Linked DNA regions of Homo sapiens: regions 2, 3 and 4 are each linked to region 1. The links are chromatin contacts, found by Hi-C or POLR2A ChIA-PET in ENCODE. All regions are on one chromosome and are shown on one strand. Each heading gives the region's core, a stretch centred on a gene start or an enhancer-like site at or near the end of the contact. The rest is flanking DNA. Distances are from core to core; before and after follow the strand shown. Region 1 holds the start of EFTUD2 (elongation factor Tu GTP binding domain containing 2). Region 2 holds the start of MAP3K14 (mitogen-activated protein kinase kinase kinase 14). Region 3 holds the start of MAP3K14-AS1 (MAP3K14 antisense RNA 1). Region 4 overlaps FMNL1 (formin like 1).

Region 1 (7,639 bases), core at 2,370-4,869:
GGGAAACAAAACCGCTCTCAACTTCCTGAGCTCTTGACTGTCCATGGATACACACAGTTCAAAACAGCGAGACACTGAGGGACTGGAGAAGTGGGGAAGACTTGATTCCTGTTTTTGCTCTGAAAATTCCAAGTTGAGAAGGGAACCAGGTGTGGGTTTCTTATTATGGTCCTGCAGAACCCCCAAGACAACAACCAAAAAACTGCCTCCAGTGACCACTGGGACCTCTGAGGGTAGCTTGCCGCATCAGTCAACCTGGTACAGCTCCAGCAGCTCCTGCAGGAGCCTCTCCTCCTCCTGGAGCCCACCAGACTGCTCCTCCAGACCCTGCTCCTCCCAGCTGAGCCCCTCCTTCACGGATCTGGGGTTGCCCATGGCTTGCAGCTTCTGAAACAAGCCCTTGCAGCTCTCTCTCTCTGCCCGGCTCAGCAGGCTTAGGTTCAGGGTGAAGCGCCCAGTGCTCGCCAGGCTGCATAGGATCCCCAGCACCGCTGCCCGGTCAGCCGGCCCCACGTGATCAGCCAGTGCCACCAGCAGCTCCCCAAGAAGTCCAAATCCCACATCTGTCTGGAAGAGGCAGCCGAGCCTTGGACCCCCAAGCTGCAGTAGAGCCTGGTAGCGCTCTGGCCCACTTGGCAAGTGTCGTCGCCAATCACGATAGAAGTCAGCAGACGTCTCGGGCTGGAGGGGGGCTTTCTCCTGGACCACAAAGGAAGGAAAGGGAGTCAGGAGCTCTTCCAGCTGTTCTGCAACAGTGACAGGGAGGGGAGCCTGTAGCTCTTCATCTTACTGTCTTCATCTCACTACTGTCTGAGCACTGGGAAAGCTGTGGTCCTTGGCGGCCTCATTTTCAGATGAGGAAACTGGGGATGAAACAGGGAGGGCCCCAAGGAATCCACGCCATGATTTGAGATTCTCATTTATACTGGAATTTTCCTACTCATGAATGGAGACATAGCTCTGGTCTTCAAGAGTAAGTCAGGGTTTACTGTAAGTCGGGTGGATGGGTTGATTGGAAATCTCAGGAAGAGAGAAAGGAACTCAAGGATCTGAATGTTGGGGTCTCTCTCTCAACACTGCCACAGGATCATTACACTAGACACCATACAACCCAGAGGCAGAGCATCCCAATTCTGATCTGAGAATGAAAGTCAAAGGACTAAGGGAAGCCGACCTTCCTAGCCCAACTTTCTGACTCATTCTGCCCACTTCAACTCAGCTTTGCCATCTGCTGTTTGTTTTTCTTTCTGGGATTGGAGGCAGAAACCTATCTCTGTTGGTTTAACATGACAAATAAAGAAGAGGTATGTGTGGTTAAAAAAACAAAACAAAACAAAACAAAATGAAAAAACAGGATTGAAGCTTTAGGGCAGAGAATCCTGCTGGACTAAAGGGGCAGGGCCTCACCTACCGGGGAGATTTCAGTGGCCACATCCTGGAAGGTCCTTCCCTGAATAGTGTGACAGTTCCAGGGCACAGTTCTCTTTCCTCCCATCTTATCCTTCCGCTCCAGTGGCTTCAGATGTGATGCAAGGACAATACCCCTGTAGGCAAAGGACAGAAATTAGGCAATGGACTTAATGCTGTGTCTGTGGGTGTGAGGCAGCTAGACTTTGCATGGTATAGGATAAACCTGTTACGGACCAATATGACCATAATAATAACAACAGCGATAGCTGACTGCTTTCAAGCACCTCACATGTGTCAGACACTTGCTCAGTCTTATGTGCAAGAACTCATTTAATTATAACAGTTACTGTTCTACAGATAAATAATTGAGACTCAGAGAAGTTAAGGAAATTGCATAAGATCAAACAGTAGACGGTGGGGCCAGGACTGAAGCCCAGAATGGTTTGATTTCAGAGTTAACTACTATAATCCACCATAACAGGAGGGCCTGAGAAAAATGGCAGTGAGCCAACCTGAACTCCTCATAGGAAGCCACCCTCTGTTCCACTGCCCGTAACTTGGCAGCATTCTCCCGTTTGTACTTCTCATCAGCAGTGAGTGCAGCCTGCAGCTCTTTCTCCAAAGCCTTGAAGTTGATGATGTCATTCCTTTCCATGGCCTGTGCCTGGGAAGGCAAAGGGAATACATGTCAGTGGACAGTCAATATCAGGGGAAAGAGGGTACCTCTGAATTATTCACCAGAACACAAAATGACCCCAAAGCACTCTGGACATCATGTCACTCAGATTGGGAGGTGTTACAAAAATCTGGTTTTCTATTTTACAAAGACAAGTTGAATTTCACAGTGAGGACTTACACAAGACTTGTCCCTGAAAATAGAATACAGAGTCCTGACTTTCAATTTGGAGTTCTGTCTTAATTTTGCTCTTTGCCTCTAAAAATATTTTTAATTTTGGTGCTTCAGTCGAGGAGGCATTGGGATCTCAGAATTCAGTTTCTTCACTCTTCCCCCATAGGATTGTTCTACAGCAAGTCGTTTCGACAGGGGACCTCACACAAAGGCAGAACTCTTGTTAGTTACCCTTGAGCTCGGGGATAAAGTTTCATTCTTCATTGAATGTCTTTAATGAGGAAGGAGACTTTCACCCAAACCAGATGCAATGACTGAGCAGGAAATCAAGTAGAAGGGGCAAAGGAAGGAGCTCAATGACCCCATCCCCAAATCCCTCTGTCCAGCCCAGGGCTGGAACAGAGGTCCCTAGGTACCTGGGCAATGCCTTTAGTTCTATCACTGTACTTCTGTAGTTTCTGCATATCTGAGGCTGACTGATCATTTCTACAGAGATATTCTTTTCTTTTTTTTTTTTTCTGGCTCTGTTGCCCAGGCTGGAGTGCAGTGGCGCGATCTTGGCTCATTGCAACCTCTGCCTCCGGGGTTCAAGCAATTTTCGATCCTGACCTCAAGTAATCCGCGCGCCTCGGCCTCCCAAAGTGCTGGGATTACAGGCGTGAGCCACTGCAGAGAGATTCTCTACGTGGGTTCTAGTCGTGGCTCTGGCATTTACTTGTGGGACCTCTCTGAACTGCAAACTCCTAGTGAGTTGAGCTAGATTTTGTGGCGGGGTCATCACCAACAGCCCTAGCGCAAGGAAGCAGGAAGTCCCCAACCAATCCCATAGCCACCCTACCCCAACGTAGGGAATCTGAACGCCAAGAAGGGGCTGGGGTGGCCAGTAACCGAAATCAGGTGTCCAGTTCTCAGCCCTCCCCAGGCATTTAATACATAGAACTAACCCTTCCGTCCCCTTACTCAGCCTCCCGGACCTTCACCCCAGCAGTCCCGGCCTTGGTCCCCTTGCTTTCTTTGGGGATCCCCTGATAAACCAGAACAGGAGGGCAACCCCGCGCAGACCACGCCCGCAGCTGTGGTTGCCTAGCAACTGCGCTAACAGCCTGACCACGTGATCTGCCCGAAGGCCCCTCCCCCCATTTTCAGGGTGGTCCCGAGGCGCCTGATCAGATTCGTTCATCCTCAGCTCTCACCCTCTTTGGAGCAGCCCACGTCTTGGGCTACTCGTCTTGGGGACCCGCTACTCCGCCTTGCCAGTCCGCGGCGGGCATACCTCGGAACTGGTCCTCAGGCAGAGGGTTGTCCTCCCGGGCAGAAAGGCGACAGCGGCGTCTGCGGGGTCCTTCCTGGCGGCGGGCGCAGGCGTTTCCTCGGCGTGGGGCGGAAGCACGATCTCCGGCAGCGGCCTGGGAACTCTTAGCTGAGCAGGCGAGAGGTAAGTTGAAGCGGGTCAGCGGCACGGAAGGGTTGCTCCAGGTGGGATAGGAAATTAAAAAGCGTCAGATCTGGAAGGGGCCTTATATGCTATTGGCCCCTTTCGCTTTACGGATCGGTAAATTGAGGCCTGGAGCGGGAAAAAGAATGGAAGACCCTGTCGTCCTCGTGCCTTCCCAAGGCTTCCGAAGCGCGCACACACGCACACACCTCGATTTCGGGGCTGCCTCTATAGCCTCAGTCCGTAAAATCGTATCGCTAGGTAGGAGTGGTGCTCTAACTGTCCAGTCCCCTCGCTCACTTCCTCTTCTATCCGTGCCGCTTTCAGCCGTTCTTTGCCAAGTTCCCTCCGAAGTCCTCTGAGCTCCTGCATTGTAGCGGGAAGCGGCAGTGAGGTTTGTTACCATGAGTCGCTAGTTTTGTGTAACTGTGGGCAAATCAGCTATATTCTGTGTACCTTGTTAGAGTCATTCATTAGTTCAGTAAATACTTATTGAGGGCTTAGTCTATGCTAGGCACAGTACTAAGTGAACAAAGTCTTTGCTTCAATTGTAGTTGGGGAAATGAACAGTAAACAACTAGATACAAGTCAGCTAGTGATAAATGTATAACATTTGTGAATAGCAATAAAACAGTGAAAGTGGGAAGTTGGAGAGTATGTATGGGGGACTTTTTAGAGTGACAGAGAAGATGACATTTTAGTGGAGACTTGATTGAAATAAAGGAACAAGGTGAAAAATATCAAAGGGGAGAGCGTTTTGGACAAAGAGAAAGGCAAGTGCAGTGGCCCTGAGGCAGAAATGAGCTTGGCTTGTTCCATGAACAGCTTTCTATAACAGTTTCTTCAATCGGCCGGGCGCGGTGGCTCACGCCTGTAATCCCAGCACTTTGGGAGAAAGACGCGGGCGGATCACCTGAGGTCAGGAGTTCGAGACCAGCCTGGCCAACATGGTGAAAACCCATCTCTACTAAGAATACAAAAAAATTAGCCAGGCGTAGTGGTGCACTCCTGTAGTCCCAACTACTCGGGAGGCTGAGGCAGGAGAATCGCTTGAAACCAGGAGGCGGAGGTTGCAGTGAACTGAGATCGTGCCGTTGTACTCCAGCCTGGGCAACAAGAGCAAAACTCTGTCTCAAAAAATATATATAAAATAAATAAATAATTTCTTCAATCCCTTGACTGGGGTCTTGGGAGAATGAGATAAGCATAAATGCGATAGTAGCTTTTTAGAAGTAAAAAGAATATGCATGTGAAAGTTTCCATAATAATTTACATTTAATTATTGGTCCTTGGAGCTCCAATTCTCTCTCTACATTCAGCACCCAGCAGGTGGCATTGAGGGAGTTGGAGGTATCAGTCTAATCCAAGAAATATCAGCATCTTAAAATTAAACATCCCATTCAGTTAACATTTATCCAGTTCCTACTTATGCAAGGTGCTGTCTTGGCTATTGGCTGTGTTAGCATTGGTACTTTTTTCTCAATTATTTAAAAATGTAAAATGTGGCCGGGTGCGGTGGCTCACACCTGTAATCTCAGCACTTTGGGAGGCCGAGGTGGGCTAATCACCTGAGGTCAAGAGTTCGAGACTGCCTGGCCAACATGGTTGAAACCCCGTCTCTACTAAAAATACAAAAATTAGCCAAGTGTGATGGCGGGTGCCTGTAATCCCAGCTACTTGGGAGGTTGAGGCAGGAGAATCGCTTGAACCTGTGAGGCGGAGGTTGCAGTGAGTCGAGATCGTGCCACTGCACTCCAGCCTAGGCAACAGAGCGGGACTCCGTCTCAAAAAAATAAAAAAATAAAAATGTAAAATGCATTCTTAGCTGGAGGACCATGCAAAAACAGTTGGAGGGGCCAGATTTGGCCACAGGTCAGAGTTTGTCAACTCTTGCTCTAAAGTATTAGGAGGTGAAGAGGCATTGTGTCAGCAGCATACTGTCAAATATTTGGGGAAAAGAAAGTTATTTGTACTGTTCTTGCCACTTTTTGGTATTATTTTAAAATTAAATTTAGTATCATAAAAGAAGTGAAGAGAAGAAGCAGGTGCATGGAACACAGGGTTCTCATGATCAAGGATGGCAAAAAATAATGCTAGCTAACGTTTATTGAGCCTAGGACTCTGGTAAATTCTTTTTTTTTTTTTTTTTTTTTGAGACGGAGTCTCTCTCTGTCACCCAGGCTGGAGTGCAGTGGCGCTGTCTCCGCTCACTGCAAGCTCCGCCTCCTGGGTTCACACCATTCTCCTGCCTCAGCCTCCCCAGTAGCTGGGACTACGGGCGCCCACCACCACACTTGGCTAATTTTTTGTATTTTTAGTAGAGACAGGGTTTCACCGTGTTAGCCAGGATGGTCTCGATCTCCTGACCTCGTGATCCACCCACCTCAGCCTCCCAAAGTGCTGGGATTACAGGCGTGAGCCACTGCACCCAGCTGGACTCTGGTAAATTCTTTACACAGGGTGTTTTATTTAATCCTCATAACCATTTATTCAGTGAGGATTATTCATTCCATTTTCCAGTTGAAGAATAGGAATCAGGTTGGAAGAGATGAAGTAACTTACCTCAAGTTACATAGTTGTTGGTGACAAAGTTGGGATTTGAATCTAAGTCTTCCAACTCCAGAGCCCTGATGCTCTAGTCTGTTATTTATTGCTTATAAACTATAGTTGGTGATGGTAATTAGTAACTACTATTTGTTTATTTATTTTGTTTATTTTTTTCGAGACGGAGTCTCACTCTGTCAGCCAGGCTGAAGTGCAGTGGTGCGATCTCAGCTCACTGCAACCTCTGCCTCCTGGATTCAAGTGATTCTCCTGCCTCAGCCTGCTGAGTAGCTGGGACTACAGGTGTGTGCCACCACACCTGGCTAATTTTTTGTATTTTTAGTAGAGACGGGGTTTCACTGTGTTAGCCAGGATGGTCTCTATCTCCTGACCTCATGATCCGCCCATCTTGGCCTGCCAAAGTGCTGGGATTACAGGCATGAGCCACTGTGCCCAGCCAGTTAACTACTATTTAAGACAAAATTAAATACTGATAAAGGTGCAAAAAGCTCTAGTAGGATAGAGGAATGAGAAATTGAGGAGCTAGGAAAGCTTGAAGGAGGTGGTGGCATTTGAACTGTTTCTTTGAATAGAATTTCAGTAATTGAAGTGGAGAAAACCCACAAAACACTACTTAATTACAAAGGGAAAATGAGTAACTTTACAATGGAGAGGCCTGGCAAACATCACCTTAATGAAGTGATCAAAGTTAACGTTACCACTAATGGGGCAAATTGAAATCATGTATCACCTGATACGAAATGCATTGAGAAGAACACAGCATCACTTCTATGATATTCCTGCCCAAAACGCATAACCTGAATATTATCATAAGGTAACATCAGACAACCTCAAATCAAGGGACATCCTTAAGGATTTCATGACAGTCCTTGGAAGGAAAGACTGAAGATTGTAGATCCAAAGACTGAAGATTGTAGATCCAAAGAGACTAGAGACATGACAACCAAATGCAAACATGATCCTGGATTGGATCCTTAGGTGTGTAAGGTATTATTGGAACAATCTGTGAAACTTGAATGGGATCTGTAAAGAAGGTGGTAGTAATGTGTGAATATCAATTTTCTGATTTTGATGGTTGTATTGTGGTTATGTAGGAGAATGTTCTTGTTTGTAGGAATTACACATGGTGAGGGAGAGGTTGGCAAACTTTTTCTATTAAGGACTGGATAATATTTTAGGCTTTGTGAGCCATATGGTTTCAGTCTCAACTATTCAACTCTGCTATTACAGTGTGAAGGCAACTGTAAATGATGCAAATGAATATGCATGGCTGTTTTCCAGTGAAACTTTTTTTTTTTTTTTTTTTTTGAGATGGAGTCTTGTTCTGTCTCCCAGGCTGGAGTGCAGTGGTGCCATCTCGCCTCACTGCAACCTCCACC
Region 2 (7,639 bases), core at 2,229-4,728, 420 kb before region 1:
GTGGCTCATGCCTATAATTCCAGCACTTTGGGAGGTTGAGGTGGGTGGATCACTTGAGTTCAAGACCTGCCTGGCTGACGTAGCAAAACCCCATCTCTACTAAAAATATAAAAATTAGCCGGGCATGGTGGTGCACACCTATAGTCCCAGCTACTCAGGAGGCTGAGGCACGAGAATCACTTGAACCCAAGAGGAGGAGGATGCAGTGAGCTGAGGTCGCGCCACTGCACTCCAGCCTGGGTGACACAGGGAGACTCCATCTCAAAAAAAAAAAAAAAAAAAAAAAATCTCATCTTGTAGCTCCCACAATTCCGTGTTGTGCAAGGGACCCAGTGGGAGATAATTGAATCACTGGAGCAGTTTCTCCCATACTGTTCTCATGGTAGTGCGTAAGTCTCATGAAATCTGATGTTTTTGTAAGGGTTTCCCCTTCACTTGGCTCTCATCATTCTCTCTTGTCTGCTGTCATGTAAGACATGCCTTTTGCCTTCTGCCATGATTGTGAGGCCTCCCCAGCCACATGGAACTGTGACTCCATTACACCTCTTTCCTTTATAAATTACCCCATCTCAGCTATGTCTTTATCAGCAGCGTGAAAACAGGCGAATACAAGCCCCGTCCCCCAACAATGAATTATCCAACCCCAAATGTCTATAGTGCCAGGCTGAGAAACCCTGGCCTAGAGGGAACATTCAGTGAGGTTATGCACATGAAGTACTCTAAGTCTATCTGGCTTACTTTTTGTAAAGTATCAGAAAACAAGCTGCGATTCTTTCGGAATAGCACAGTCTTAACGCTATTTCCAGACCTGAAATGGATGGGGTGTGAGAACCCTTGAGTACTGAGAACCTAGTTCACTGCTCCAGGTGTGAGTCATCCTGTAAATGTCAATTTCTTGTATTTAAAGCAGAGCTGAGGCTGCACAAGTGACTCAAGGCCAGAAGCTTTCCCAGGTTGTCTTGACTTAAGCTTGGAGGAAGTAATCTCGTCCCGAAGCTCTCCTTCCAGAGGGTGCAAGCATTTCAAGACTCAGAGACACCACACTGCTCACTCTGGGTAGGTGTATTGTTTCTCACCTCACCCACACACAGTGGGGCTTGGAAAGACCTCAGAAAAGTAGCTGAAACGGAGAGGCCTTGCTTATCCCGAATATCTTCCTTACCAGTGTTTAGTGGTTTGCTCCTCCCCTGCAACCTGATGTGACATTCCTTCTCCAGAGTTACAGTTTTGAGTCAACACAGTTCACTGTCTCTGATTAATACACATTAATGTTCAGGGACGGACTTAAAGACAGATCATCTTGATGGGGTAGGTGGGAGTGTACAGGGGACCCAGGACCAGAGGTGTCAAGGGAACCTGGGCAAAGTACAGAGACACTGGGTGTTTTAAAGAAGGAATAGTGAAAGAGAGAGAAGGCAAAGGCAAGCCAGGGAGTGTCTGCAGACTCTGGAGGTGTGCCCACATCTTTCCTGAGAAGTGGTGTGCCCAGAGGCAAACAGGTGGTGGGAGAGGCAATAAGGGCATCCAAGATTGCCGATACCAACCTGTACATCTGGCCAAGCTCTGCCTTTCCCTGAGTCACTGAAATGCAAAACCCTAGGGGTGGAAAGAGATTTGGGGGCCACCAGTCCAGCTTCTTTCTTGTCTGCCATCTCCCAGCTAGTCAGTGGCAGAGCCAGGGTGGGCGCCAGAGACTGTTTGGCTCTAAAGCACGGACTCTACGGGAGCCACAACCTCAAATGCTCCAGGGGCCAGACAGGTGACATAAGGTTAGATGGTTGGGTGGCGGGAACTGTAAGGAACCGCAGGCTCTGCTCTAAGGCATTCAAATTCAAATTTAAAAAAATATTGGGCCAGCCAAACAAAGCATATTTCTGGCCTGGGTGAGTGAATGAGGCCCTCAGGTTGTGAGTTTTTGACCACTGCCTAAATAAATGGTCTTCCCTATTCCCCAGCAGAGATGACTGTTTGGCACAGATATCCAGAAAGAAGAGTTCAGCTTCGGACTGTCTGCAAAGTAGTCTCAAGCAGATGGTGGTCTTTGCTCAAACACTTCCAGAGATGGGGTGTTCCTTACTTTTCAAGACAGCCTTGGGTGGGGCCTGCCTATCCCCGGACTAGAGCCACTCACCACACCTACCATGGACCCTTCATGGAAGTGGGATGCCCAGGGTAGGAGTACATCTTTTATTTTGCAATAAAAAAAAAAGTTTGGATTTTTTTTTTAAAGGACTGCCTCACTCTGTTACCCAGGCTGGAGTGCAGTGGCACGATCATGGCTCACTGTAACCTCAGACTCTCAGCCTCCCCTCTAGCTGGGACTGCAAGTGCAAACTACCACGCCTGGCTATTCTTTTATTTTTTTGCAAGGACGAGGTCCTTGCTATATTGCCCAGGATGTTCTCCAACTCCTGGCCTCAAGCGATCCTCCTGCCTTTGCCTCCCAAAAGCGCTGGGATTACAGGAGTGAGCCACCGTGCCTGGCCTGGAATTTATTACAAATAAAATACAAGCTCAGTGTGGAAACACTAGATAATACAGAGGGGCAAAAGTTAGAAAAAGTTTCTATACCTTCCCTACTCCCCACCCCCGACCCCCATTCAGAAAGAAGCACTGTTGACACTTCAATGCATATTCTGAACTCCAGGTCCTTTCTTTGCATACATCAAGCTCTCATCCTCTTGCTGGCTCTGTGGTCTGCAAACCCAGAGAGCAGATGCTTTGCTCAGCGCTCGTACCACGCCACGCACCCACATGCTCTCTTTGTACCTGGGTTTCAACCCACAGGTCGGGCCCCTGTAAGCCCTTGGCTCCCCAAGCTTCTCGAGGGCAGGCACTGTAACCTTCTTTACTCATTCCAGGGATTCTACAGGACCAGGCACACGGTAAGAGCTCAATAAAAACGTCTCTACCCCCACCACCTCCCGCCTCAGCCGCCACCGCTTGGCAGCAGAGAGGAAGCGGAACGCGCGCGACCCACGAGGGAGAGCGCCTCGCTGTCTCCAAGGTAACCGAAGTCAGTGGCAGGGAGTGCCCACGCATGCGCACACTCGCCCTTCCTTCCCGTAACCTCGAGAACGCAGCTGGTAAGACTGCCAGAAGCCGAGGGCGCATGTGTGGTTCCACCAACACCCTAGTCGCCTCCGCCTTCTGTCAGTCCGCCCGCCCAGCGATCTCCCTTCTACAAACATCGTCCGGAAATAGTGCCCATTTCTGGAAACCAGGCCTCGTTAACCAATCGTTGCTAGGGAGCGGGAAGACGGGCTTGCCGGGACGACCGTCTCATTGGTTGGCGTAGGGGAGTGGGCGGGGCCACGGGTCGCGGTGCGGCCAAAGAAAGGAGGCGCGAAGCGAGGCAAAGTTACAGCCTCCGGGGGAGGCGTGGCCCCGGGGGCGGCCGAGAAGGCGAGGGGGCGGAGCCCGGGACCGGGGCGGGGCGACCACGGGCCGGGAGCTCAGCGGTCGGCGGCCGGCGGCGGGAGATCGCGGGCGAGCGGAGCGCAACACTCGCTTGGTTGGGGAGATCGGCGCTTGGCCGGTAGGTGACGGGGCGGGACCCTGGGGCCCGGTGCGAGGCGACCAGGGAGCGGCTGGGATGGATCGCCTCTCAGCCCCGGGCTGGGCTGCGGCCTGGCCCCTCGCCCCGGAGCAGTGGGGTCGGCGGCCAGGCCAGCGCAGTCCGACGTACCCCGTCCAACCCACTCGCAGCGGTCCGCGGGCGCGCCCTCGCACGCGCTGCCGGTGCCGCGCTCGCCCCGGGCCTCCAGGCCGCGCACTCCTGCTGGCCACACGCTGGCTCCGAGCGCGCGCAGGGGCCGCCTGCTTCCCCTTCACTAGTGCCCCGCGCCGCCGCCAGGCCCGCCCGCCTGCTCTGCGCCCCAGTGCCCCCAGGATGGAGCTCGCCTGCCGCGGGGCGGACGTGTCTCCTGCAGGAGTGCGCCCTGGCATCTGCCCTGGCGTGAAACCCTCCCGGCCTTTCATGGGAAGTTCTCAGGTCACACCTCAAGGCGGGGAGCAGGAGCTAAGCCTGTCCTCAGCATGCAGCGGGGCAGTGCTGGCCGCCCGCAGCATCCTCCCTCCGCCCTCGGACCCCAGTCCTCCTCTGTAATTCTTCTGGGCTCTCCAACTCGGGACTTTATCTGTCGGTTCAAATATAACATTCCCATCTTGGAAACCCATCGTGGCCCTGGCATCTTGCAGCCACTGGGCACCAGGCAGAGAGGGGCCACTTGTACGTACGTTTCCCACCTGCCCGGGAGCCTCCTTAGTGCTGGGTAGCTTCAGAAAAAGTGTTTCCTTCCTAGTCGAGGTTAAAAAGTTGCTCTCGGCCCTAAAGGGTGGACTGGAGGTATGAATGAGGGAGAGGATAAGTGGTGAAAAGGTACATACATCAGCAAAGTAAATGGTAAAACTACTTTTGATCGCTGGAGACAATGAACACCAATGACTTAATTAAGGACTTTAAAAGCACATGAAATTAAATGATTAGAGTGAGGTCATGATATAAAATAGGAGTCTGGAGTTTATTCCAAGAAAAATGTTGGAAACCCCTTGACTAGAAACATGGTCTTTCTGAAAGATTAGAAGGAGACAGTATCTTAACATTAGTGATGTGTTTTTTGCTTAGTGTCTTCATACCTGTGAGCTCCGTTTTCCTTCAGATGGCTGTGTGGTAAGACAGATTGTAGTGTCTTGTTTTATGGGCGAGGCACCTGAGGCAGGTGTGTATGAGGGAGTGGGGGTGGTATATATCTTGCCTGATGCCTCATAGCTGGGACTAAGGATGGGTCTTTCCCAGAATCCTAGATCAGGACCACATTATAGAACTGAGATGCAGAAAGGAGGGAGAAGTTTTTGGTGTGGTTTTTATGCTCTTAATGTGAGAGGACACTTAAAAAGTGCTTGCCTTACTTTGGTTGTGTTTGGATTTACTCTTGGTGTTTTTTAAGTGATATCAATCAGTTTCTTTGGAGCGATGCCAGACCTCTGAATTTTTCAGACACCTTTCGGACATCCTTATTTATTTTGAAGGGTGTGGAGAACTTCTCAGAAGATCTCAAAATAAAAGTAATCGTCTCTGACTCTAATTTTAGAGATAAGTACCCAGGTATGTGTACCAGCTCTTTGTGAAATCAGACAGCAAGACGCTGCCAAGCTTCAGGCCATCTTCTGAGTGTTTTCTGATTATAAGAAGCAGTTCTGAAGGGGGTTTTTTGTCATTGGTATTGTCTGTTAAGAGTTTGTGGGAGCGGCACCACAGAGACCCTGCCAAATCAGTCTCCCTCTATTAAACAAAAATGTCTGGTTGGGCTGTTTCGCCTCAACAGATGAAGGTTTGGTTCCTCATTTTGGTTCTCCTGTTGAACACTGACTCCTTTGTGATCTGCCTGGAATATGTGTATATCATTTACTGCTGAGAAGATGGCTTGCGCTGATTGGTTGTCCAGCCCTCGGCAACTGTTGTGATTTTTTTTTTTTTTTTGGTGATTGATAACAGTTCATCCCTGGCTAGGGTCTGGTGAGAGATCTGCGGAGATGTGAAAGAGATGAAAGCTTTATCCAGGGTTGTTTTCTTCGTTGTTGGCACCCTCTGAACAGTGTTGTATCACTTTGGCCTGTGAAGGCACTTTTAACTTCCTATTTTTTTTCCTGTCTCAATGGACAGCACATGGGCTTTCCTAACAAGCCTGCCTGCCTCGATGAAGAGCTGACAGATTCATATTGGTTGGTTTGACAGATGTTCTTTCTGGGGGGAAAGTTCAGAAATCTTAAAAGCAAAGTCAGTCCTAAGTAAAAAGTCTAAGTCAGCCCAATACGCATAAAGGCAGCGTACTTCTACTAATGGCTTCCATCATCTCAAGGTTGTTTTTTTTTTTTTCCTGGCAAAAGGTTAAAATGCAACTAAAATTCTGCTTTCGTGATTAATAAGTCACTACCACAGTTGTGTCTGATGCTTCCTGTTTGCCCCATTTTAGTATTTCAGTTAAACTGGAAACATCTGAGCATTATGGGCACTATTGATGGCACCAGTGTGAAATTGGTGGGCCGGGGACAATTCCATGTCAGTGGATTTAGGGAGCTCTAAGGATGTCAGCCCCTCTGGTCTCCACACACCAGGATTCCCTAGTAAGGGAACAGAATGGGGCTGAGCATCTGCAAGAGCTGGGTGGGCATTCAAAGTGATGCATGTGTGAAGGTTTTGCATTTACTCGGTGATGCTGGCTAAAATGCTGAAAGTAGTAGCCCAAAAAGGGAAGGCCAGACGTAGGGCAAATTGTAGGGGAGCATTTCTGTTGAGCTGAGCAGGACATTGAAGTATGAGATTTTTTTGTTCTGGGCTTATGACTGCCTGAATGACAATGCAGAAAAAGTCATTTTTCTTCAGTGGCCGGTGTGCTCTTTGTATTCTAGTTTAAAGGAGCCTCTTCCCTTCTTGCTTTTCTACATGTCTTAATCCCTCAGCTCCCTGATAGAAATCCCTTGAAATTATGTGGCATCAAGAATAATTTTATGGCCAGTCTTTGTATTTTCACACCATACTCATGTGAAGAAGGGCAGGGACAAAGATCAGAAAAGTGAAGCCTCATAAGGAGAAACAGACAGGATTGCTCAGAATCTAAACCCCCTTTTCTTGATATCTAGGTCACTGCTTTTTCTACTACCTTGCTCATGAAACGATAAGGATTTTCTTCCCCCAAACATGTCAATTTTGAACATAACGAAACCAGGGTAGCAGCTTTATTTATTTATTGTACCAATCAATTATTAATTGATATTGATTTTTAATTAATAAAAGGCCAAAAGATGAATAGCCTGCTGCCTGGACAGGTGTGCTTGTGCCCATTTTCCAGATGTAGAAACAAAGGCAGAGAGCCCGTGATTTGTCCAGAGCAACAGAACAAGTCCTTGGTGTCTCCGTGTCACATGTGGTGGCTGAGGCTGTCAGGTCAGAGAGACCTGGGTCAGGTCGAGGTCTGCCACGGCCTGCCTGTGTGCCCGCAAGCAAATCACTTCACTTCTCTAATCATCAGGTGCCTCATCTGTGAATGGGATCAGAAATACTTCATGGGGCTGTTTTGAGTAGAAAATGAGAGGAGATATGTAAAGTGCTGAGCCCAGTGCCCAGCACAGAACATAGAGGCTGTAACTGTTGTTGTTGTTGTTGTTGTTCTTGTTGGTGGTGTTTGGTGGTGGTAGTAATAGTAGTAGTAGTAGTAGTAGTAATAGTAGCAGTAGTAGTTGCCAATTACTGCATTGTGACTAAACCTGTTTTCTGTAAGATGATGTCAAGAAGGGTCAGACTGCCTGACAGGCCAGAGTCATTTTCTCAGTAGGACCTTTAGGGGGACAGTCCTTCAGTCTAAAAGCTTCAGCTCTCGGGTTCTCCCTGTCTTACACTATATACTGCCCTCACCATACTCCAAATGAGGCTACAAAGGTCCAGGCTCTGCCCAGTTGACAATCCTAACTCTGAGCTGGAGACACAGCTAGGCCTGTCTAGGGGCTTCCTGTGTCCCACACGTGATCAAGTAGGTTCCTGCATTAATCCTGGAGGTGAGGAAAGGGAAAATACTGTATGGCATGTAGATCAGCAAGGACTTGTTCTTTGGGGGAACAGGAGGGAACATTTGGTTCTGTG
Region 3 (7,639 bases), core at 4,226-6,725, 350 kb before region 1:
CACAAATGCACACTCCTCCCACCCAGGGTTTGGCCTTGGAGGCCCAGAAGGCAGGCAGTATAGACTGGCTTCTGGGAGAGTAGAGACGGCAGCAAAGGAAGGAAGGGGATTCGGAGTATGCGGATGGACAGGGATGTGGACAGGGAAGCCTGGGGGAGGGAGAATGGGAGGCCGCGCCATGGCCTGGCCTCAGGTTCCCTGCTAAGCAAAAGCCCAGCCTTGTGGATCTTCAAGAGCCTGCCCAGCTTTCGAACGGGCCAAGGAGAGAGATGCCCAGGGCCTGGAGGGTGGGATTAGGAAGGGGTGAGCAGTTCAGAATGGGCCAGGGCCAGCAGGAGAAGCGGGAAGGAGACTGGAAGGAGGGACAAGGAGGAGCTGCAGAGGTAGGTGTCTTGGGGGCGGTGGGGGACTGAGCCAGAAGCATCACTGGACTCTCAGGACTCATCTTTCCTTAGGTTTTTTTAAATTAATAGACTTTATTTTTTAGAGCAGTTTTAGGTTTGCAGCAAAACTGAGTGGAAAGTACAAAGAGTTCCCATGTACCCCTGTCCCCACCCACATACAACCTCCCCCGCCATGGACATCCTGCAGTGGTACATTTGTTACAACTGATAAACCTACACTGACTCATCATCATCACCAAAAGGCCACAGTTCACAATGGGGTTCACTATTGGTGTTCTACATTCTATGGGGGTTTGTTGCTGTTTTTGAGACGGAGTTGTGCCCTGTCACCCAGGCTGGAGTGCAATGGCGTGGTCTCAGCTCACTGCAACCTCTGTTCACCTCCTGGGTTCGAGCAATTCTCCTGCCTCAGCCTCCCAAGTAGCTGGGACTACAGGCACCCGCCACCATGCCCATCTAATTTTTGTATTTTTGTAGAGACGGGGTTTCACCATGTTGGCCAGGCTGGTCTTGAACTCCTGACTCTAGGTGATCCACCCGCCTTGGCCTCCCAAAGTGCTGGGATTACAGACGCGAGCCACCACACCCGGCCCGTTCTATGGGTTTTGATTGTAGTATGATACAGAGTCGTTTCATTGCCCTAAAAATTCTGTGCTCTACCTGGCCCCTCCAACTCCTGTCAACAACTGGTCCTTTTACTGTTGCCACTGTTTTGCTTTTTCCAGAATGATTTGGAATCATACGGTATGCAGTTTGTTTGGGTTGGCTTCTTTCACCTGGTAATACATGTTTAAGGTTCCTCCTGTCTTTTCCTGGCTTGATAGCGCATTTATTTTTAGTGGTGAATACTATTGCATTGTCTGGGTGTATCACTGTTTATTTATCCATTCACCTACGGAAGGACATCCGGGTTGCCGCCAAGTTTTGGCAATTATGAATAAAGCTGCCATAAACATCCATGTGCAGGTTTTTGTGTGGATATGAGTTTTCAAAACATTTGGATAAATACCAAGGAGCACGATTGCTGGATCATGTGATAAGGGTGCGTTTAGTTTTGTAAGAAACTGCCAAACTCTCTTCCAGATTGGCTGCACCATTTTGCATTCCCACCAGCGATTAATCAGTTCCTATTGTTCCACATCCTCACCAGCATTTGGTGGTGGTGGTAGTGTTTTGGATTTTGGTATCTGAATAGCTGCATAATAGTATCTCATTGTTTTAATTTGCAATTTGCTGATAAGATATGATGTTGAACATTTTTTCATATGCTTACTTTCATTTGTATATATTCTTTGGTGAGGTGCTTGTTTAGATTAGATTTTTTTTTTTTTTTTTTTTTTTTAGACAAGGCTTCATTCTATCACCCAGGCAGAGTGCAGTGGCTCGATCATGGCTAATTGCAGCCTTGAACTCCTGGGCTCAAGTGATCCTCCTGTCTCAGCTTCCCAAAAAGCTGGGACTAAAGGTGTGCACCACCATGCCTGGCTAAGCTTTTTATTTTTTGTAGAGATGGGATCTTTCTATGTTGCCCAGGCTGATCTCAAACTCCTGGCCTCAAGTGATCCTCCCACCTCAGCTTCCCAAAGTGCTGGGATTAAAGATGTAAGCCACCACACTTGGCTTTGCCCATTTTTTTTTAAATCGGGCTGTTCATTTTCTTACTGTTGAGGGGTTTTATTTTTTTGTTTTTTTGAGACAAGTTCTTTCTCCATCACCCAGGCTGGAGTACAATGGTGCCATCATGGCTCACTGCAGCCTTGAACTTCTAGGCTCAAGCAATCCTCCCTCCTCGGCCATCCAAAGTGCCGGGATTACAGTCCTGAGCACCATGCCTGGCCTTACTGTTGAGTTTTAGGAGTAATTTGCAGAGGGCAGAAGACCAAGAGATCCGAGTCATCACAGAAAACAAACAGGTGACCAGGGCTGGAGGAGGGTCCTTTTCCCTCACCCAGGGTGGGGGGAATCACTGCCCTACCCCTTTCCCCAGAATCCCCTGCATAGAGGGCTGTGGTACAGCTTCCTATGGAGGATCCTGGGAGGAGGTGGAACTGTATACCCACAGGCCTGGTCCCAGGTCCCCTGGAGTCTGAGTACCTGAGTGGGCTGGGTCCCTCTGCCCTCTCTCCTTCCTGCCTCTGAGGCCTCCACAGCACCCTCAAAGGCTGCTCACATGAGATCCAGCAAAGGAGCAGGCTGGCAGGATGCAGAAAGGGAGGCTGCAGCTGCATACTGCCTGGCTGACCCAGATGGAGCCAGCAGCAGCCATGGCCACAAAGGCTGCACACACCATGAGGAGGGCAAGAGAAACCCAGGGCCTTGTGAAGCTGCCCATCCAGCCGAGTCAGGTCCAGATGCTGGGTCTCAGAGGTGAAGGCAGGGACCGGAGGCCAGGCCTCGGGTGCTGGGTTTGGGGTAAAGCCTGGCTAGCCCTGGCATTTCTATGCAACAGATGCAAAGACCTTTCCAACCTCTTTCTTTCTCCTGGGGCAGCTTGACAGGCAAGACACCCCAGCAGCTGGCAGGTGAGGGCCCCAGGACTGGGAGTAGAGAAGAAAATTAGGGGGTGCTCAGGGAAAAACTACAAAGGATTGCCTGCCCTGAAGCTGGGGTCACTGCAAGAAGCCAGTGTTTGCAACCATCCCTCCATGCTTGTCTGATTTGCTCATCTCTACAACCCTAGGGCTCACAGTCTTGTGTGTGTGTGTGTGTGTGTGTGTGTGTGTGTGTGTGTGTGTGTAGGAAAGGAAAAGAAAACTCAGTGGATTGGTAGATAGGTGAATGCAGGTATTTAGATGGATGGATAGATGGATGATGAACAGGATGGAAAAGAAGGGAGAAGGTAAAGAAGGAGAAAAAATGGGGGGAAAAATCTGAGTTCCCCTGCCTCATGGGGTCTAGGACCATAGGGGTAAAGGCAAAAGAAACTACAGCCCCAGTGCTCCCCCAAACAACATGTCCTGATATTGGCAAGGGCCCCTCAAAGCAGAATCACTTTATTCATCATCAACAATGGTCAGTGCCTACTACATGCCAGGCACCAGCAGGGCTCCAAGACACTGTAGCTTCAGAGCCAGACTGCCAGATGTGACCTTGGACATGAGTTTTGAATGTTTTTCAAACATGAGTTTTGGACATGAGGACTGGATGGGCACATAACATGTACCAACACACAACAGCCACTGCTACTCTTTATATTAAAAGTTATAGGCCAGGTGTGGAGGTTGATGTCTGTAATCCCAACAGTTTGGGAGGCCAAGGCGGGAGGATTACTTGAGCCCAGGACTTTGAGACCAGCCTGAGTAACATGGCGAAACCCCATCTCTACAACAAATTAAACAATAAGCCAGGCGTGGTGGCACGTACCTGTGATCCCAGCTACTCAGAAGGCTGAGGCGAGAGGATCGTTTGAGCCTTGGGAGGTTGAGGCTGCAGTGAGCCGAGATCTCGCCACTGCACTCCAGCCTGGGCAAAGAGTGAGACTCTGTCTCAAAAATAAATAAATAAATAAATAAAAATTTAAAACACCCAGGAGGGAGTTGGAATGAGCCAAGTCGTCAGTTCCACCTGAGTTAGAGTGGGCAGCTCTCAGGGTTCTTGTGTGGGTGGTTCGTCTTGCCACCTGTCCCCTCTACCCTCAGCCTTCCAGGATATCTTCAAACTCTTCAGCTCCAGCCCAACAGGCACCGTGGACATGCACAGCATGAAAGTTGCCCTGGGCAATGTGGGTATCCAGCTGAGTCCACAGGAGACGTTCGAGGCTCTGCGGCAGGCAGACTTGGATGGTGGGTGCCCCAACCCTGTCTTCTTGTCCCCTCCCACCTCCAGGCATTCTTTTAAAGAATGCCTCCCCTTCCCACAAAATCCTGGCCTGGTCCTATTTTAAAGTTCCCTCTTCCAGGAAGCCTGCCCTGACCAACACACCTATCTCATGGCCTGTAAACGTTGCTGCTGTGTTCATCCTAATCCTGATTTGGGAACCCCCAAGGCATGGGCCGTTTCTCCCCCATTGAAACTGGGGTCTGCCCTTGGCTAGAGGCAGGACTAGATTCTCTAACACCTGGAACTGCCAGCAGGCATGTGCAAGGCAGGCCTTCTGCAGGGGGCAGGCACCCACAGCACCCCCTCTCCTCTCTCCCCAGGTGATGGAATCGTAAGCTTCATTGACTTCCTGGGTGTCTTCGATGACAACCACCGCTTGGCTCAGTGCATGGGTGAGGGGCAAGGCTGGTGGAGGAGGGGTGGGCCTGGCTTAGGGGGTGCCCCCTCCTCACCCTCCTTCACCTTTTTTGCCCCCAAGCCGGGTGAGGAACAGCCAGCTCTGTACCCCCAGGGACTGCAGACCCTGTTCTTGGAAATGCTGTTCAAGCTGCTGGGCCGGGGCTTTGTGCCCTCCAAGTTGGCACGGGGGGTGATGAGGTGGGCACAACCATACCAGCTCCTGGGCCCACAATGGGAGGAGCAAACCCTGCCCCCCGCAGGGACCCCTGATATTCCTGCCCTAGAGACGGGAGCCCTGAATTCTGAGTCTGTTTCCTGGGCCCCAAGTCGCCCCAGGACAAAGACAAAGCAGCGGCTTCCGGCCCTGCTTTGGCTTCCGCACCTGTGAGACAGAGAGGGCTGGGAGTGTCTGAGGCGGCCGCCCCGCCTCTCTTCTCCAAGCTACTACTTCAAGAAGCAGCGGGCTCTGCGGCTCAGCCCAGGCTGCGGGGGTTGGGGGGCGCTCCCACGCGGGGCTCGCCTTCTGCCACGCGGCGCGCATCAGCGACCTCTCCAACTAGGAGCTGGCGCGCTCGCTGCACAAACTGCACGAAGTAGGTGCGTCCCCGACGGGGCGGGGGGCGCCGGGACCCGCGGGAGGGACCTCTCCCGGCCACTTACAACCCCCGCCCTCGCCTCCGACCCCCAGGACCCGTTCTGAGGACCGTCTCCTCCTCCACCTCCTCCCAGGCACCCGCCCCAGGTGCGCGCAGCCCGTACTCTCAGATTCCTAACCTGGAGGGGTTGGCGCTCCCGGAACGCAGGACACGAAGCCCAGCCCCGGGCCCCGGCTTCCGCCTGATCCAGCCCTACTAGCCCGGCCGCCCCAAGATCCCGCCCAGCCCGGGGCGTGTCTCGGCCTAGGTGAGAGCCGGCGGGCGGGGGAGGGACACGCAGTGAGGGGCGGGACAAGTGCCCGGAGGACAGACAGATGGGGCGACACTGGCTGGTGGAGGGGAGGGGCAGGCGAGGAGCGGGGGCAGGCCCGGAAGAAATGGGGACCCGGCAGGCGGTGACGGAGGCGGCACGCGCGGAGATGTAAGGCGAGGTCACTTATGGCGTCACTAAGTACTGGGTAGGGCGAAAGGAAAAGGGGCCAGATGCCCGGGTGGGAGGCAGGACTGGCGCAAATGGGGCGGGGCAGCCGGAAGGAGAACTGCTGCGGGGCTGGCCCGGCGTGTCTAACCCCAGCTGCCCGCTCGCCCCCTCCGGCCTCCCGCAGGGATACTGGGCCAGCCACGAAAGCCTCCGCCCCCTCGAAGCGGGCTCCCTCGCCGCCAACTCTAGTGAAGAAGCAGCCCTTCTCCCCGGCGCCCGCTGGTTTGCAGAGGCCTGCTATGAAGAGCTTGTGCAAGTAAAGCGTTTGCTGAGCGGAAACAGGCTGCGGGTGGCTGCGGCAGGCATGGAGCCGACGCGGATCTTTTGCAAACATCTTTATTAATCTCATATAAAAATAAGGTCCATGGACGGTCCTCGGGGCTGGGGCTTGCGGGGGCGAGGTGCACTTTATAAGTTACAGGCCAGGCTCCTGCTGAGGCTAAGTATGGCTATTTGGAGGGGGCTTTAGGGTGGGTGCTGCAAGCAGCATTTGGGGGAAGGGGCGGGCGATGCTGCCCTCTGTGGCCAAGAGGAGGATGCACCAGCCCGTTTGAGGCGGGCCACAGCGGAGGAGGGGCTGCCCGGCCAGCCGAGCTGAGGACCACCTTCCTTGAGCCTCAGCCTGTCCACGGCCCCACACCCCTGCAGAATCCACCTGCAGAAATAGCGGCTACAGCGAGAGGTCGGAGGTGACCTGCAGTGGGGGGCCCGGGGGACGCCGACGGGCACTGCGGCGGCCTGTGTCTGCGCGGATGTAGGGCTGGTTCCGCAGATCTGGCAGCCGAAGGAGACACATTTACCATTCAGGAGTCCGCCCAGAGCTGGGAGCATGGCTCCAGGGCACAAAGCTTAGCCTCCTAAGGACTCAGATTGTGTGCACATGGCAGGGGTACCGTTTATGTTTGCCAGACCCCTCCACCCCACAAATCACATCCCAGCCATCCACTGGCCCAGGAGAAGGCAGCATGCCTCAGTTCTCCCAAGGGTCCCAGGGGCTGTGGGCAGCGTGGTATCAGAGGCCAGGTCATCTGGGTACCTGAGGGGCTAGAGGGGCATCTCTTCTCCCAGGCTGGCCTCACAGAGGAGCCGGGATGTCCGCTTGCCGGTGCGGGCCGTGAAGGGCACCGTCTTGATCACTGAGTGGGGGTGGGGCAGGTGAAGGGGAGTAGAGAAAGGAAAAAGGAAAGAAAAACAGAAAAGGTAGCAAGAAGCAGTGTGGCAGCCAGTCCCCCAGAGGATAGCGCATTGGGTCAGAAGAAAGCATAGAAGGACAGACTGAGGATAAGACCAAGGCCTGGCCAAGCCCTTACCTGTGATGATGTCTTCAATGGCCCCATCACGGTCGCTCTCATAAATGAGTGGCTCCTTCTGCTGCCTCCGTTTCAGCTCAGAGATGAGGTCCATCTGTGGCCGCCGGGCCTTTGGCGGTGACTAGGGGGAATTTATAGCTCCAGCTCCAGGATGCCTCCCCATCACCAAAACCCTGGAATATCTGCCTGGTCCCCCACAGCAAGGACAGCTGGCTTGAGCAGAAAGAACCCTTTCCCATCCCAGGCTCCTGGGGCAGGGTCAGTCTGTAACAGTGAGGGTGTGGGGGTGGCACCAGAGGGTGATGAGATGCCATGCATCCCTGCAGCCCAGTACCAAGCCCAGGAGCAGTTGCCTACCTTGGGTGCTGGGGGCTCCCCTTTGCCCGGGGTATCAGCGCCTGCCTCCTGGGCAGCGGCTTCTTTTTTCCACTGTTCCACCTCCTGCTCAGCTTTCTGTGGGCCAAGGCAGTCTCCATGAGGGTGGCCCTCCCTACTGCCCTACCCACCCCCTAAACAGAAGCAGCCCCACCCCTCCGCTGCCCAGTAGAAAGGCTTCAGTGCCCTACAGGG
Region 4 (7,639 bases), core at 3,307-5,806, 330 kb before region 1:
CACTGAGCAGAGTCTTGGCTCCATGGGCAGTATGGCGGTGCCCCTCTCCCCATAGCCCCAGCCTGGTCAGGGTGGGGTACTGACAGTGGGAGGGAAGGGGTGGCTGGGCAGTGCTGGCACCTACCTGATCACAGATGAGCTCCCACTTCTTCTCGTTGTCATACTGGCTCAGCAGCTGGACCTTGTCTGGGGGCAAGTTCATGCAGTTCTGGGGACAGGGAGGACAAAGACCCCTGAGCCTGGGGCCCCAACAAGGGGAGAGGGGAGAATGGGCATTTGGGGGAAACCCACTTGGCTCCCTAGGAGGTGCATCACCCCCATGAATCCTCTGACCCTAGGAGATACGTAGTGTTATCCAATGAGAAGACCAAGGCCAAGAGAGACAGAGCACCTTTCCCGGGGCACACCAGCTAGAAGGGAGAGCAGGATTTGAATCCGAGTCTGCCTGCGCTGTGTCACCCCCCACACCGCCTCCCTGGCCTGCCTGGTGTGCAGGCAGGAGCGTGGGTTGTCAGCCTACCTCTCTGGGGACCTGAGACACTTCTGGGCCCCAGTTTTCCTGTTGGGGCATCATCTCTTCCCCCATTCTGGTGGGAAGCTAACAGGGGAGCCATCACCAGTCAGGCCAAAGTGTGGCCAGTGGCCAGTGGCCAGTGTCCCACCTCCACGTGCCACCAGATCCCACGTGTACACAGACCAGGCCCAGGGCACCAGTGCCTCACGAACACCAGGAAATCTCTTGCAAGGAGAGTGGACAGCAGCCTTCTCCTCATCCCTCTCCAGCCCCCTCCCACTTGGAGGAGAAGGCTGAGAAAGGAAGGAGAGGGCTGGGGGAGCTGAGGGCGGCCATGTCAGCAGGCAGGGAGTTCCAGATCACAGCTGCAGGGGCGGGGAGATTTGCGGGGAAGGTCACTCGGCCACAGCACTGGGGAGAAGAGCCAGTGCCCTGGGTCTGTGGTGGGGGCCGCCCAGCTGGGACTCCCCCAGGAGCTGAGAAAGGTCAACAGAGCTCTGCCTGGGTCCTCCTCCCCTGGCCACAGATGACAAGGGTACGGTGCCCCTGCCACCACGGAGCAGGTTAGCGCCAGCCCAGGGCTGCCGAATCAACCAGGTGTCAATAGCACCAGGGGCTTTCTGGACCCCCAGACTTGGCTTGTCTCCCTGACAGACCCAAAAGATGAGGCCAGTTCCCTTCAATTTAGTAAACCCCAGGTTATTGAGAGCCTTCTATATGTCTGGCCCAAAAAGACAGTTCCTGCCCTCAAGGAGATCTGAGTTGAGTAAGAGTCTCCATCGGGGATGTGGGAGACCCTGAGGGGCTCACCAGCCATGGTGGTTCACGCTCCACACCCTCAGTCATGTGGCTCTGCAGAGACGCCACAGCTGGAGCAGTCAGAGGGCCACACCCACCTGAGACTCCCCAGCCAGCTTCCCCTCCAGGGTGCTGGGCCTAGTTCTGGGGCTCCAGCCAGACCTTACCCCCAAAATCACTGCCTTGGGTCAGGCCCAGACAACAGGAAGCTGGGTGCGCTCAGCCTCCATTGCCTAAGCTTTCCGGCCAGGCCCTGCTGGAGAGGTGAAACTGCCCCTCCGCCAGGCCCCCCGCCCCCAGCGGCTGAAGGGGGTGGAATACGTCATTCCTCTCCCCTATTGCGAAAGTGAGCCTGGATTGAGGAAACCACCGCTGTCTCATCAGCCGCCCTCCCCCAGCCCTCCAAGGGCCAGGACAGCTCCTGCTACCACAGGGGCAGGGGGTGGGGGAACCGCCCAGGAGTACAAAGGAGGCGAGGTCATTCTCTGTCTCTCTGTCCCTGTCCATCTGTCTGTCTCTCTCGATGATGTCTCTCAGTCACCCCCACCCCACAGAGACAAAGGGTGGGGCAGGGCTAAGGTGGGAGCAAGGTGGAGAAAAGGGACAAAGAGGAGAGACAGGGCCAGCAGTGCCAGGGAAACTGGAGCCGTGGCCGGCACAAAAGACGGTGGCCAGGGAGTAAGGGGATGGCTGAGCCCAGCACAGAGCCACAGAGGGGACAGCTGCTTCCCGACATGAATCCTCCCAGGCCCTCACCCACCCAGGGAACTTTATGGTTCTGGAATGGCCCCAGCGGCATTTCTAGGGGCAGTAACTAGTCATAATGACATCTCCAACAGTCAGGTGGCCAGCTCCACCAGAATGCCTACTGTGCAAGGCACTGCTCCGAGCCCTGCGCGCCGACGACTGCCTTCCACCCTCACTGCCGTCACTGGCACCGTTAACATTCCCACCTCACAGGTGCAGGCACAGATTAGTTTAGTGACCTGCCCAAGGTTACGAAGCCAGTAAGAGGAGAGCTGGGCTGGCTTTGAGCCTGGAGCTGACTCTGAGCCACCACCTGGGTCCACTCCCCCAGGACAGCCCCCTGGTTGTTACTGCCGAGGGGAGGCCTCTGCTGGGGCCTGGAGCACCTGTCTGAACAGTGGTGGAGGGCAGGGTGCCCATGCCCCTTCCCCACCTGGGCCTTCTCAGGCCCCCAGGCCCACATGCCAGCCTGCCAGACAGGCTAAATTTAGGCTCAGAAATCAGAAATAGCTCTGACAGCGCCGAACACTAATTAGCAGCTGCTCCTCAGCTGTGGCTGTGCCCACCGAGGAGCCAGGCACTCCAGGGAGTAGGAGAGGGGCCATCAGATGCCACTCACTCGGGGTGGAGTGAGGCCACCCTGAAAACAGGAACAGACCCCCAGACCAGGGCCTTCAGCGAGGCAGCAGCACCATGGGATGGGGGGCTGGGGGACACACGGAGAGTTGGCTGACAGTGCTCAAGTAGGAGGGGAGGGGCTGGCAGTCCAGGTGGGCGGGATACCTGCCTCCTGAGGGGGGCAGGGAGGGACAGCTATGAGCTGCCACATGGAGGACCTGGAGCTGGCTTCAAAAGACCCAGGCTCTGGGCCCAACTAGCCCTACAGCTTCTTTGCCCCCTTGGACCTCAGCTTCCTCCTCCATAAAATGGGCGCACTCCCTCACCGGAGCCTCACACTCACGGAGCTCCTGGAACACTCAGTGAGAAGCTGAGTTTGGATTTAACAAAGCTCTTCAGTGGCCTAACACTATGAAGAAGCACTTCACAGAGGCAGAAGAGGTGGAGGGGCAGGGGTCCATGGAAGACCCCAGGGTAGGGGATGGTAGGGTGAGCAGAAGTTTGTGAAAACATCCAGAAACACAGACTTGTCTCCAAGGCTTTGGCCAAACCTTAACTAGCCTCAGCCTACTTTCCCTGCTGCCTTTAGTGCTTTGGGCCAGATGAGGAAAGAGACAGGATTCATCTTTTAGGGTGTGGCCGAGAAAAGGAACTGATTCCCCACATCTTTCTATTAGAATGTGTGGGGACCATTCTCCTCCCTCCCTGCCCTGAGTGTGAGAGGGGACCCCCAGCATCTGCTCACCTAAGACCAGCCCCCAAAAGACACTGCTAAGAGCCCTTCCCCCACCTCCCCCACACCAGTGCTTACTTCTGAGACAGTGTCCCAGGAGGCTGAAGGGGCTGCGTCCACATCTGGACACAGCCACACCCTAGGGTTTCACTTTCAGTTTGAGCGGAGCCTACGTCTCAGTCCACCTGCCCATCTCTCCCTATGGCCTAGCCCTTCAAGCCCCAGGGTACCCCTGAACTTGGACATCAATCCCAGTCTCAGGCCAGCCCCACAGGCTTTCCTCAGCCCGATGGGCCCAGAAGCTGAGCCTGTCCCCCAGCCCCCACTCCCCCATCCATCTCCCTGCCACCTGCCCACCTCTATATGGTCTCAACCTTAGTTGTAGTGTTCTCGGCACATATCCAAACACAATCAATTTTACCTCCTTTTTTAAACTTTGGCATATAGATTTTCTGGGGCTCTTATAAGCAATTCCAGGCTTACAGGAGATCTATGAGGAGACCCAGCCCCAGGATCAGGTGCTGAGGACCCAAAGAGCTAACAGCTTCTCCCATCAGAGTTCAAGGGTCCCCACAGCTGGGACAAGGGCAAGCAGGGTGGAAGCCACTACCTATATCATCCAGGCTGGTAGGAGGAAAACAACACCGACAACAGTAACAATAACAAACGCTCCCCAGACACTTTTTTTCACTCAGAATTAATCTCTCAATCCCAAACACTGGGTGCTAGGTGCCGTTCTAAGCACTTTACATCAAAACTCATTTAAACCTCAACAAGCCTACAAAATAGATACTGTTATAATCCCTATTTCACAAATGGGAAACTGAGACTCAAGGAGGTTAAGGTGCTTGCCCAGGGTGGCCTCGGTGGCAAGCTAGCAAGGAAGACCCGGCTTCCTCCAAAGAAGGAGCAGCCGGGGAATGGGAAATGTGGGTCCTGGCCCCCAGGGGTCTTCTGCAGACAGCCTGGCCCAGATCCCCCATCTGAGGAACCAGGAACAGCCAGCTCCACTTCCTGCCACCCAGCGCCCCACGCTTCCTGTTGTTGCCCACACAGAGCTCTTACTCACTGGGGAACCCCCCCACCAGCACACCCTCTCTCAGGGGGAAGTGGAGGCCTCCCCTCCCCCTCCCATGTGCACACTGCTACCGTTAGCACCATCGCTGCCCCACCCTCCAGGAGAGGTAGGCCCTCCCTCCAGCGGTTTCCGGCCACCAGGCAGTTTTCGGTCTGGGCCCCACTGCTGGTGACCTGCATAACGGTGGGGAGGTTGCCTGGCCCTCACTAGCTAAGGATCTGGGGCTCCTGGGGAGTGCACAGTAACCTTGGGTGCTCTTGGTAGTGGAGGTGGAGGGAGGGGACAGGCAGGGTCTGGGCTCCCTCCGCTAAATGGGCCCTGAGATGGAGAGGACCAGATCAGCTCCAGCTTTATCCCCTTTCTCACAGTGGAGGGGGGTTACTGAGCATCTGCTCTGTGTCAGGCACTGTGCGAAGTCCTCTATTTCACCCTCTCGACAATCCTAGGAGGCCAGCAGATGCCATTATTATTCTCTTTTTACAGGTGAGGGAAACTACAGCTCAGAGAAGTTAAGTAACTTGTCCAGGGCCATGCAGGTAGTGACAAAAATGAATCTCAACCCCCAAACATCATGACCCCAAAGCTCAGGAAACGTCCCTGCCTTTCCCATAAGTAACCCCTGTCCCCTCAAAGGCCCCCCAAGCCACCTTCCAGGGCTCCATGTTCCCAGGAAAAAGGCAGAGGTAGCCCTGAGAGCACCTGCTTCTACCCGTCTCACCCAGCTCTCTGCCAGTCAGCCCCAGATGTCACTGTGAATCATGCCCACCACATCCGTGGCTTTCCAGGGTTAGTATGTGCCAGCCCTGCCTGCTGGGAATGTCACCCCTCCCCTCTGCCCAGCCCAACATCAGACCACATGGCCACATCCCCCCGGAGATCCTCTGTCCTGCAAATGGCAGGCATAAGGCCTGAGCGACCCCATGGCTCCAGGTCCCCACACTTCATCTGCCCTGTCCCGGAGGTGGGAGTGGCCAGGGGGCAGTGCCTCAGTTGCAGTCCCTCCTGCCCTTTACTGCCAGCCCCAGAAGGGAAGGGCCCCAGCTGCAAGCAGGACTCCAGGCCCACACCCAACATGGGGCCATCCTGACCTCCCCACACAGCCTGGCCAGGCACCCAGGCCTCTGGGCACAAGCCAAGAGCACCCATCAGGCAAATTCCTCTCCACTGCTACTGGATGCCAGCATGGCTTTTGGCCTCACGTACACCACCCCTGACACCTTCCCTTGATCCCTCTGCCCCAAGGTTATGGGATTCTCCCTGCCCGGCAGATCAGGGGTGTCCCAGGCCCAGGTGTAAGTGTGGCTCTTCTGGCAGGCCTGGAAAGGTCGCCTTGTCATCCCAGTCCCTGACCCTGCGTGCCTCCCAGGGGAAGGCATGAAGGGGCTGGAAGACACCCAGCCTTGGGCATGGGCGTAGGAGAGGCGAGAGCTTGGCGCCCCGCTGGCTGGTGTTCCCACCATCACAGCAGGCCCGTGGGGCTGGGCAGCCATCGCTCCTCTGCTGTTGCTAAGGCAGCAGCCGGAAACCCTGGCTCAACCTGCTCTTTCTCTCCACCCCCATTTTAAGCAGGGGGCACCCCTTTCTTTCACAGCTTTCTTGGAAAGGTAGCCCCCCACCACCCACCCTTGCATGGGAGAAGGGCTCCCTGCACCTCCTGTCTGGCTGTAAGTGGGGACACCCCTCACCCACAAGAGAGGTCCTACAGCCAGGAGAGGAAGGAGAGTTTGGGGTATCAGGATCCTATGCCCCACCAGGGACAAAAGGGGAAGGAAGAGGTTCCCTGGGGCCGCTGGACTACATCCCTGAGGGCAGGACTGTGCTTCTCCCATTGAGACTGGGGACCACTGATGGCGGTGGGCCCCTCCCCTCAGCAATCTAAGGTTCTTCTCCTCTTAGACACTGACCGAGGACAGGACTCAGCTCTGGCCATGGTGGTTCGGGTGGGGGTTCACATAGCGACCAACTCTGCGATACACACTGCCAGACCTGAGGGTTGAACCAACTCTTTAGCCCTGGGCAGCCTCAGGCAGAGGTCAAGGTTGTCACCCTGGGGCAAGCCTCATGCCCCTGCTGGTGGGGAATGAGAGGAACCAGGGTCTTAGCCAAGTGTCCTTAGATTGGGTTTAACCTGCCCACAACAGGATATAAGACAGGCTGAGCCACCCCGGGAAGAAGGTATAAACACACTGGGGTTCCTGGGCACCTGGTAGGGGGTAAGCCCTGGTGGGTGCTGCTACCCTAAATTTCTGCTAGGCACCTCCACTTTCTCCACCAGCACACCCTCTCTGACCCACCTGTGGGTGTCCCCCCTCCACATCCTGGTACTCAGGGACTCCCAGTGGCATTTAGTGTCAGACTCAGCCAATCACAGCCACAAATCCAAGCAGGGCAAACAAGTCCTACACACACATCAGAACCTCACCATTTGACTTGTGGATTTTCCCCTGGTCTGAATTATTCACAGGGCTCCTCCCCATCAGCGTGCTAAACAGAAGATTGGGGTCAGGACCTCACCCCAAGAGCCCACACCCGCGACCATAGACACACACTTGGCGGAAAGACAGACCCATGTCCCTCCAACCAGGTTGGCAGGGGTCCAAGGACCCACCACCAATGCAGGCTCTCCAGATGGCCCCCAGAGACTGTGTCTCCTCATTCTCCCCCCTCCCCCATCTGCTCAGCTCAGCTCAGCTTTGTGAAGTCCTATGCTTGGGGAGCGGGGAGCAGGGCAGGTGGAGAGATGGAGAAGTCAGGGGCCAGCCTGGTGTGAGGCGTCCCTCAGTGTCCCTGCCCTCCTCTAATCAAGCAAGGTGTCTTCACAAGGATGGATCCCTCGCCACCCCATAGCTCCTCCAAACTCCCCCCAGCCTTCTCTTGGGAGAGGACAGAAGCCAACATTTTCAGGAACTGTTAGGAGGTGACCCTCTGGAGCCATGCTGAGGATCTAGCACGTATGGCCTAATGACCAGCCAGGCGAGGGGAAATGATGTCAAGGAGATGGAGGGCCACCAACTGAGCCAGAACCCTCTGCGGCCTGTGTCTCCGTTGAGCCCCCACCCTCAGACCTGCAGGGACTGGGAAATGCATCTGGGAGAAGGCACAGCCTCATTTTGCCTGTCACCCAGCGTCCAGCAAGGGAAGGCTGACAGCA

The links. A loop is a pair of places that touch in the nucleus more often than their neighbours do. ChIA-PET counts read pairs that join two places held with the same protein, here RNA polymerase II (POLR2A). Pooled maps may share reads with other maps.
Region 2: a loop to region 1 is called in a pooled map, with 8 times the contacts of the local background. The contact joins the promoter of MAP3K14 here to the promoter of EFTUD2 in region 1. A Hi-C loop is called at or near these places in 9 of 50 pooled maps. POLR2A ChIA-PET finds 5 or more read pairs at or near these places in 4 of 52 experiments (BJ, SK-N-SH, T-cell and 1 more).
Region 3: a map of naive thymus-derived CD4-positive, alpha-beta T cell shows a loop between it and region 1 (7-fold over the local background). The contact joins the promoter of MAP3K14-AS1 here to the promoter of EFTUD2 in region 1. A Hi-C loop is called at or near these places in 1 of 168 maps with a recorded cell type or tissue (naive thymus-derived CD4-positive, alpha-beta T cell), 1 of 37 single-sample maps with no recorded cell type and 7 of 50 pooled maps. POLR2A ChIA-PET finds 5 or more read pairs at or near these places in 1 of 52 experiments (A673).
Region 4: a pooled map shows a loop between it and region 1 (5-fold over the local background). The contact joins the enhancer-like site here to the promoter of EFTUD2 in region 1. A Hi-C loop is called at or near these places in 5 of 50 pooled maps. POLR2A ChIA-PET finds 5 or more read pairs at or near these places in 2 of 52 experiments (A673 and CD4-positive, alpha-beta memory T cell).

Annotation. Positions count from the first base shown.
Region 1 is chr17:44,895,425-44,903,063 of GRCh38, reverse strand. EFTUD2 (elongation factor Tu GTP binding domain containing 2) reads left to right here and starts at 3,619. Exons shown (of 28, transcript NM_004247.4): 1 at 3,619-3,695. DNAAF19 (dynein axonemal assembly factor 19) reads right to left here and starts at 3,335. Exons shown (of 4, transcript NM_213607.3): 1 at 3,205-3,335; 2 at 1,923-2,074; 3 at 1,412-1,544; 4 at 1-699. The coding sequence starts at 2,065. The coding sequence ends at 247.
Region 2 is chr17:45,312,859-45,320,497 of GRCh38, reverse strand. It overlaps MAP3K14 (mitogen-activated protein kinase kinase kinase 14), which reads left to right and starts at 3,478. Exons shown (of 16, transcript NM_003954.5): 1 at 3,478-3,538.
Region 3 is chr17:45,245,761-45,253,399 of GRCh38, reverse strand. MAP3K14-AS1 (MAP3K14 antisense RNA 1) reads right to left here and starts at 5,475. Exons shown (of 4, transcript NR_110326.1): 1 at 5,397-5,475. FMNL1 (formin like 1) reads right to left here. Exons shown (of 27, transcript NM_005892.4): 24 at 7,427-7,522; 25 at 7,070-7,190; 26 at 6,796-6,895; 27 at 6,082-6,533. The coding sequence ends at 6,804. It also overlaps the pseudogene EFCAB15P. RefSeq lists enhancers at 4,628-4,677, 5,928-5,997 and a silencer at 5,088-5,817.
Region 4 is chr17:45,223,173-45,230,811 of GRCh38, reverse strand. FMNL1 (formin like 1) reads right to left here. Exons shown (of 27, transcript NM_005892.4): 2 at 125-208. Among named protein-coding and RNA genes, the nearest start is that of FMNL1, 5.1 kb to the right of the region's middle. RefSeq lists enhancers at 993-1,102, 1,493-1,802, 1,720-2,355, 4,333-4,552, 5,743-5,792 and 6 more. Within about 2 kb of position 4,556, at least 25 of the 41 ENCODE cell types and tissues checked have a DNase peak (open chromatin) inside an H3K27ac peak, as active enhancers do.